Linked DNA regions of Homo sapiens: region 1 is linked to region 2. A link is a contact called in ENCODE Hi-C or POLR2A ChIA-PET data. All regions are on one chromosome and are shown on one strand. Each heading gives the region's core, a stretch centred on a gene start or an enhancer-like site at or near the end of the contact. The rest is flanking DNA. Distances are from core to core; before and after follow the strand shown.

What was found. A loop is a pair of places that touch in the nucleus more often than their neighbours do. ChIA-PET counts read pairs that join two places held with the same protein, here RNA polymerase II (POLR2A). Pooled maps may share reads with other maps.
Region 1: a loop to region 2 is called in a map of B cell, with 2.0 times the contacts of the local background. The contact joins two enhancer-like sites. A Hi-C loop is called at or near these places in 3 of 168 maps with a recorded cell type or tissue (B cell, Panc1 and astrocyte of the cerebellum), 1 of 37 single-sample maps with no recorded cell type and 5 of 50 pooled maps. POLR2A ChIA-PET finds 5 or more read pairs at or near these places in 7 of 52 experiments (CD4-positive, alpha-beta T cell, CD8-positive, alpha-beta memory T cell, OCI-LY7 and 4 more).

The regions. Positions count from the first base shown.
Region 1 is chr11:128,734,652-128,738,542 of GRCh38, forward strand. The region is part of intron 1 of FLI1 (Fli-1 proto-oncogene, ETS transcription factor); the gene reads left to right. Among named protein-coding and RNA genes, the nearest start is that of SENCR, 41 kb to the left of the region's middle. Within about 2 kb of position 1,705, at least 6 of the 41 ENCODE cell types and tissues checked have a DNase peak (open chromatin) inside an H3K27ac peak, as active enhancers do.
Region 2 is chr11:128,774,933-128,778,849 of GRCh38, forward strand. All of the region lies in intron 4 of FLI1 (Fli-1 proto-oncogene, ETS transcription factor), which reads left to right. Among named protein-coding and RNA genes, the nearest start is that of SENCR, 81 kb to the left of the region's middle. RefSeq lists an enhancer at 1,796-2,401. Within about 2 kb of position 1,324, at least 6 of the 41 ENCODE cell types and tissues checked have a DNase peak (open chromatin) inside an H3K27ac peak, as active enhancers do.

The DNA of each region.
Region 1 (3,891 bases), core at 455-2,954, 40 kb before region 2:
TTTTGAGAAAATGTCAGGGAGGCCTGTTGCTTGGGCATACTGTCACTGAGGGAAGTGTGCAGTTTTAAAATGTCAAAGCCAGCAGGCTCATGTCCAGTGCATGCCATCAATCAGCAAATGTCCCTGGACCCCTAATGAGCCCACTGAAAGTTCAAACGGTAAATAACGAACAGATAAAGATCTTGCCCTAAAATCGCCTACCATCTAACCAAAGGGGCAAGATCAAAAGGGAAAGAAAAATAGTATCAATATGGAAAAATAAATGTACTAATTGCTGTAGTGTTTGTGGGCAAAGAATGCAGCTGAGAAAGTGCAGCCTCGTGGAAAGGGCCCCACGGAAGGGAGTCCAGAGGGTTGGCCTCACACTCTTCCCCTTCCCGCTTTATGACCACGAACGTAGTCCTTCAGAACCTTTGTTTCTTCATCAGCAAAGTGGGGGAGGGGAATAATCCTGCCTTCTTCTCCAGTTTATTAGAGTAATTAAATAAGATTATAGATGTGGGAAGGCTCCTATTAAGATCAATGTCTTAAACTATAAAATAATCTACAATTTTCCTTGTCATTATTATTACTGATAACAACAAAATGAGGGGAAATAAGTCTAGAAAATGCATCATCTGCCTGTTCCATTAAAAAGAGACAGAGGCAGAGATGGAGCTGGACACAAGAATTCAACCAGCCTAGGACTTTGTTCTGGCACCTCAGTGTATATTTAAAGTCCTGTATAATAACATAGAAGTAATCATGGTTATCGCTTATTTGTATTGATGGATTTAAGGTGGGCTTTTTATTTCTAAGGTTTGGATACATCTAAGAAAATAGCATACTTCCTAAGATACCATTTGATTTTAATTTTCAGAGAGCTGATCACCAATTTGGGAGAACTTTGTGACTGTATGTTTGGTATAATTCCTTTAGAGATCAATTTGATGATGGAGAAATAATCCTCACATTATCCACATTATCAGATGTCTAGATAAGATAGGAAAGGTAACTTTATCACAGCTGTGTGACCCATGATGGCCTAGGTAGCTGAGTGAACCAGAAGTCTGAACTTGGAAACTAAGTTGTAAAGTTCTTATGAACTTCCTAGGGCTTCCTGAGCCTCCCCCCACCTTTAGATGCCAAGTCTCTTTGCAAATTCATATCATTCCTGCAAACAGAAAATAGTATTTAGAATAATAAGATGTTTTTCAAATTTTCCTTCAAGGGTCCTATGAGCTGGCCTGATAAATTGTTTAACTTTGAAGGGAATTTTGAACAAATAGGACAAGACAATCGAAACACGTATCTAGAATTAGGACATGGTTGATCCCGAAGTTCTTAAATACTGAAACCTCCTTGTGGTATGCAGAGGCCAAATTGATCATCTTTAGGCAGAGATTCCTTAGACATGATCGATGAGGCTATCCATCTAGCGTAACACTGAGACTTTCTTGTGTAAACCCCTCACACCCACTAAACAGGAAATGCAAGCTACTAGAGCTGAACATTCAACCACCCCCTAAGTCCCCACCCTCCACCCCCGCCCAGCATAAGAACATTATTCTTTGCTTTCCTTTCCGAAGAGCTGTAGGCATTCATTCATATATGCAGAGCAATCAGACATCATTAGACAAAGAACACCTGATAATAATTCTCACATTTTGGAATCTTAAGAAACTTCCAATGAAAGGGGTGATACGAGTTGGTAAGCCACAGCTTTTGGCGGTAGCATGAGCCCTCTGGCTTCTGAAACCCTAGAGGCCACAGATAAGATACACTCTTGTAGCAGGCTTGTCATACTTGAAATTCTAACTGGTAGCTTGATATCCTGAGTTGCTTTCTCACTTGAGCAACTTTGGTTGAGAATGTAGGAACCTGGAAAGATTTCTTGAGACATGCTCATTTTAGACACACCCAGAAACATGCCAGGTACAGATGACAATTTCCACTATAGGTAAAACATCTCAAAACAGAAGCCTAAGCTGACAGTGGACCAATAACTGCATTGTTTATTGGTTTCCCAAGGCAAATGTTCAGCAAATTCTGTATATATAATCAACAGAAAATTTTGTTCAGATTCTAGAAAAGATAGCTGCTGTTTTGTATATGTGTGTACTTTCTGCTATAGTAGTATTTGCATAAGTTAAATATTTTCAGTGCAATTTTTATTAGTTTTCAAAATGCACTTTTGTGGGTATCTGTGTGTATGCAGGTGTGTGGGGAGAACCATGAACAAGACAAAGACCCCTTGTCACTGAGGGCAGAGCCTGACTCAGCATCCCAATACAGCCCCTGGTTTGCATTCTTCCCAAAGGAGGCACATTCTAACAAACAAACAACCATGCCAAGCCTCCGACCACAAACCCAACCAAACATTTTCAAAAAGATGTATATATTTCTGTGAAAGAATATGGATATCTTTCAGTGCTCAAGAGGCAGTATTCTGCAGTAGATCTAACTCAAGTGGATAGGGACTTCGGAAAGCCCTTTTTCAAACTGAGTTTGTTGAATCCAGCTAGCTACATGGAAGGGATGGCAGGGCTCAGTGGGAGCAGGACACAGTAGGGGAGGCCAGGGTGCAAGCTCATCCACTCCCTCATCTGTAAAATGGGTTAGTTCCCTGACCACCTCACCACACTATTGTCAGGCCTCCTTCACTGGGAGCTGAAAAAGACAAACGCTGAAGCAGAAAGGAGGGTTTTTACAAACAAGGCTTGAATGATAGACACATATGGGGCATGCGTCTCCCATCACAGCCCCCACCACACCGGAACACGAGCTCTGTTCAACATGGTCCTCCTCTCTAATGTCTATGAGTTCTAGAACTTGAACAAATCTTTGTCAAGAATGTAGTCCAGCTCTGTCTCCAAACCATGAACTCATCTGTGAACAAGACATTTCTATTTTCCTTTATCTTTAAAAATTTATTTTAAATGAAATAAATGATGCATGAATGTATTCTGTAGAAAATTTAAATAGAGATCGAGGAAAAGCCCTCTTGCCTCAGGGTACCCCATAATCTCACTTCCCATCCTAGAAATGGCCATCCAGGGCTTATTGAGGTACCTAAGATAGCTTATGTGAATGATGTCACTTTTAGCCTTAGGAAATGTTCTTTTGGGCTCAGTTCCAGTTACTTTTGTTGTGAGGTTCTTGTGGAAGGTTCACTTTCTATCTACCTGCAGACAAATGCTCGGAGCTTATGATATATAACATCAAGGGCTTGCTTGGCTGTCAGAAGTAGGATTGCTTAATCAAAACCTGTGTGGAAATAGCCTGTTATCTCTATGGACTTAAATGGTCATCAGCAGTTCCCCAAATTCAAGACTCCCATGACAATACCATTGAGTTCTGAAGCTGGAAGGGATCAACAAGACGAGGTTCTACCATTGTTTGAGCCTTAACAAGTCATGGCAAGGTTTTACCTTAATATTGTCATTATTACAGTATAATTTTAGAAGAATGAGTTTATAGGGGAGCAAACATTCTCCATGCTCCCCTTAACGTCACCCTGCTCTCCTGACTTAAGTGCCATCCGCCTTATTTTATAGAAGAAAATACTGAAACTCAAGACCCGCTACCTGGGCAGGGGAGGAGCAGAGACCAGAACCCTGGACCTCTGGCTCCATGCTGTTTCTACTCTACACTCCATCTTCCACATCTGCTTTTTGCTAATATCCCATAGCTAAGAAATAAGATATAAACAATGCCTTGAAATACAAGACAACCAAGGCCTCACCTTTCTCTCATTACTCAAATGATGCAAAGCCCGAAGCCCTCTCCACCTGACTTCATCCACTACCGCCTGAGCTCTCCAAATGCTTCCAGGTGGGACACCCAAGTTCAAGGCCCCTTTGATTCCTGGTTATCTTCTAGCTGCTGAGCCTCTGCATTGTATAGCGTGAA
Region 2 (3,917 bases), core at 74-2,573:
AAGTGGAGGTGCAGAGGATGGCATTTTGGGGGGTATAGCATGGCAAGAAAAAGCAAATTGCTTCTTTCTTTTTAAGAATATTTATAGACAGAAAGTGCCCCCAAATCAATAAAAATATTAGGTTTCCCAAAAGGGACTTATTAGTGGAGCATATTTCCAGAGTGGAGAGGAGGTGGAATCCAGCTTGTATACTGAAGACATTTGAAAATGCAGGGCAGATATCCAGAGTGGAGGATGGTGGCGAACAGTAGTACATCCACAAGATGGGAAGTAGTTGTTCTGCCATTGAAATGATTATTGGGAAACACCATGAGAAGTGCTTAGGATACAATGTTGGGTGGAAAAGCTCATTATAAAGTGGTCTGTGCACTGATAGAAAAACCATGTCTGCCTGCGAAAGCAAAAAATTAAAATAATCGTGTTAAATTAAAAAAAAAAAAAACTTGCCCCAACATGGTATTGAAATATCCTTTTGAGGAACCTAGACTTAAAATGATCCACTGTCAGGCAAAAGGCTTTTAGATTCATGCTGCTTTTTAATTGGTGTCTACCTTGGGGTTCCAGCCTTGGGGACCCTCTAGTGTGAGGTGGTGGCTGGCTGCTAAGCGCCTGCAGGAGGCCATGGGCTGGCGATCGTGTCTGCTCTGTTTCTGCTCTGGATTGCTGGGAACTCCCCCGTGACAACCAGCACTTTAAACGCTTTTAAAGCCTTCAAACACTTTATTGTTTTTCCAGACTGACTTCCAGTGGATGTTCTGTGCTTAGGAGGAAGGCCAGTGCTTGTGGAGAGTTTGAGGCGATGAGTCAAGGCAAGGGGAGAGGGTGCTGATTCTTTGTGCTTTATCATCTTGTCCTTTCATTGGAGAGGAAGGTGGGGCTCAGATATTTCCACTTTAGCAAGAGATGGATGGAAAATAGCTGAGATCCTTCACTCCGGTGGAGGAAGTACTGCAGGGTGAAGGAAAGTTGATAGAGCAGAATCGGGGACCTGAGACTGTGGCTGGTTGGAAGTCAGTAGAGTCCAAGTTGGTGGCACTTCTCTGATCTAATCTTTCTGGGCTTTATAGAAAGTCTAGAAAAAGGAAAACTTCATAGGATAAGAAGCTTTGGCATCAAATTTACATTTCACAAAAGGTGCTTGACTATTTATTCTGGTGGTTTGGGAGGGGAGCTAGACTTTTACATTTTAAATGCAAATGTATTTTCCAGGGTAGAGAAGAAATAGCAGTTCCCTGTGCCCCTACAGACCCTGTCTGATGGCCAGGCATGCTAGGGAGGTGCTTGTTCTTCACACCTGGGCGTGTCAGCTGTGCCAGAGGAGCTGTGTCACACGCCACACAGGCGCCCACCCCTCCCCCCCACCACCACAGGAAATGCAAGGAGGACTGTGATGGCTGGGGTGGCCACGGTTCTTGGGGGTAATTCCCATGAGTCCTGGGAAACTCCAGGGTTTACACCTGTCAATCCCAGCACTTTGGGAGGCCAAGGCGGGTGGATCACCTGAGGCCAGAAGTTGGAGACCAGCCTGGCCAACGTGGTGAAACCCCGTCTCTACTAAACATACAAAAATGAGCCAGGTGTGGTGGTGGGCGCCTGTAATCCTAGCTACTTGGGAGGCTGAGGCAGGAGAGTCGCTTGAATGCGGGAGGGGGAGGCTGCAGTGAGCTGAGATCGCACCACCGCACTCTGGCCTGGGCGATAGACCGAGGCTCTGTCTTCAGAGGAAAAAAGGTTGCCCCCTTGTGGACAACTATCTACAGTACCCATTTTGAAGCTGAACCCACTGAGGCCCAGACAGCTTCAGAAATTGGTTCAAAGGCATCCAGCCGATTGAGAGCACCTGGCATCTCAGACTAGGGCCTCTGGAGTCCCAGTCCCTGGCCTCGCGTTGCCGACGTTCCCCCGGCCCTGGAGACAGCAAGCCAGCCTGCGCCACACAGGCAAGGCAGCCTCACTCCCGGCCTTCCACGTGGGCAGCCCGGCCACTTCCCCCACAGCATTTTCTGTTGTCATTTGTACCAAGAGATAAATGCTTTCCAAAAACTTTCCTGTGGCCTCCTGGAAGGAGGCCGATTAAGCCAAACCTATCACCACGCTAACTTTGTCCTTCTCTGGGCCTGACTGTCGGCCCCACCAGTATCTCTCCCGGACACACCCCGTGTGGCAGAGGAGCCTTCGCAGCAGCTGCTGCGGGAACGAGATTTGTCCCTTCTCAGGCCAAGGCGGGGAAGGACCTCGAAGAAACGGAGGGCGCCGGGCTGGCAGTTCAGGCTCAGGGCCGCTGGGGGGAGTTTGCGCAAGGCTGGGAGCCCCGAGGCCCCGGGGGAGGTGGGGAGGCAGAAAGAAAAAGAGCCTTTTTTAAGTTTTACAAACAAGTTCGTTTTGTATGTCAATCTGGGTCTGACCTGGAAAAAAAAACACTAAGAAACTGCGTCTTCAAACAGTGGCTGCTCAAAAGAATGAAACTGCGCGACCGGGAGACCACGGAAAGGGTGTCTATCTTCATTCCCATTTTTAATTTAAACTTTAATGGAAAACACATTTTGCATTTTCTGGTCTTTCCACCTGCAGCCTCAGATGGTCGGGCAGAGGTTTTGAGTCTGGGCAATTAAGCTGGTGCAATCTTATCACTTCCAGGCCTGGGTTTGACTGGTGAAGGAGAACAGAATGCCAGCTGAACAAAAGGCCAGGTTTCCCTGGACCCAGTAGTCAGCCAGGATTGTTGTTTAAAGATCCCAGAGCCTTGCACCCTCCCGCTCCTGCACACTCAGCCAGAGCTGTTGATATAGCAGTGCAGCCCAGAGAAAAGAGAGACCTGGATTCAATAGGCTGGCTGTGAGGGGGCACTGGTGAATTCTATGGTCACAGCGAGGCAGGAGACAAAGGCTTTGGCACTGGGACGCTTGCGCCCCCTGGCCCAGGTGTCCCCGATGAAAAGCAGGTTAGGTTGAGGGAATGTGAAGCAGCAGAAACCGTGATTGTTGGGGTTCTACCCCACACCTGCAAAGCCTCACACTGCTCACTCCCCTCTCCTTTCAGATCCAGGTACTGTCTCTAGCAGCACATGGATTCAAACATGGAATGGAAAATGATCTTTTCCCCATGCTTGCACTTTGGGAAGGCCATTCTATTCTCAGCAGGAGCTACTTTATGCTTTTTAGAGCAAAAATGCCCTCAATAAATAGATATATGTATATGCATACACACCCATATACAAATATATACATACAAACACATATACAGAAACTTACAAATAACCAAGTAGGCAAATCTTATACTTCAGTTTGAACTGAAGTACAACACAGAGAGAAGTGCAAAAATCATGAAGTGCGCTACGTGAGACATTATCGTGACGTGAATCCACCCACTCCCATAAGCACCTCCCGGGCCAAGGAGTAGAATTTCAGCCCCCTGTACCCTCTCTCCACCCCACAACCGCTTCCTCCACAAAACTAACCACCACCCTGCTTCCCAGCCCCATAGGTGAGTTTTGCCTATTTCTACGATTTAGCCTGGAGGCAGTGGGATCTGCCAGATTGAGGACAGGTTTTGTGAATAGACCACGATGGGGCTCCTGCCTTCTGCACTCTCTGGCTGTGTGATCCTGGGAAAATGATATGACTTCGCTGAGTGTTGCTCCTTTCATCTGTAAAAAGGAATAAGGGAATGCTGGCTCTGTATGGCTTATGCAAGGATTAAGTGAGAAAATAGATGGAAAGCGTCTGGCACACCGTGCATGTTCAGGGAGCACTGCGTCCCCACCACCACCTTCATCATGGCCTGTTTACCCTGATGTGCTGGCATCGGGAAGGTGGGGGAGCTCAGCAGCACAGGCCTGTGGCAGGGTCAGGCCAGAAAGAGCCTCAAGGCAGGAGAAAGCAGTCCAAAGCCACAGAGAGGGAGGCCAGACTCCAGGA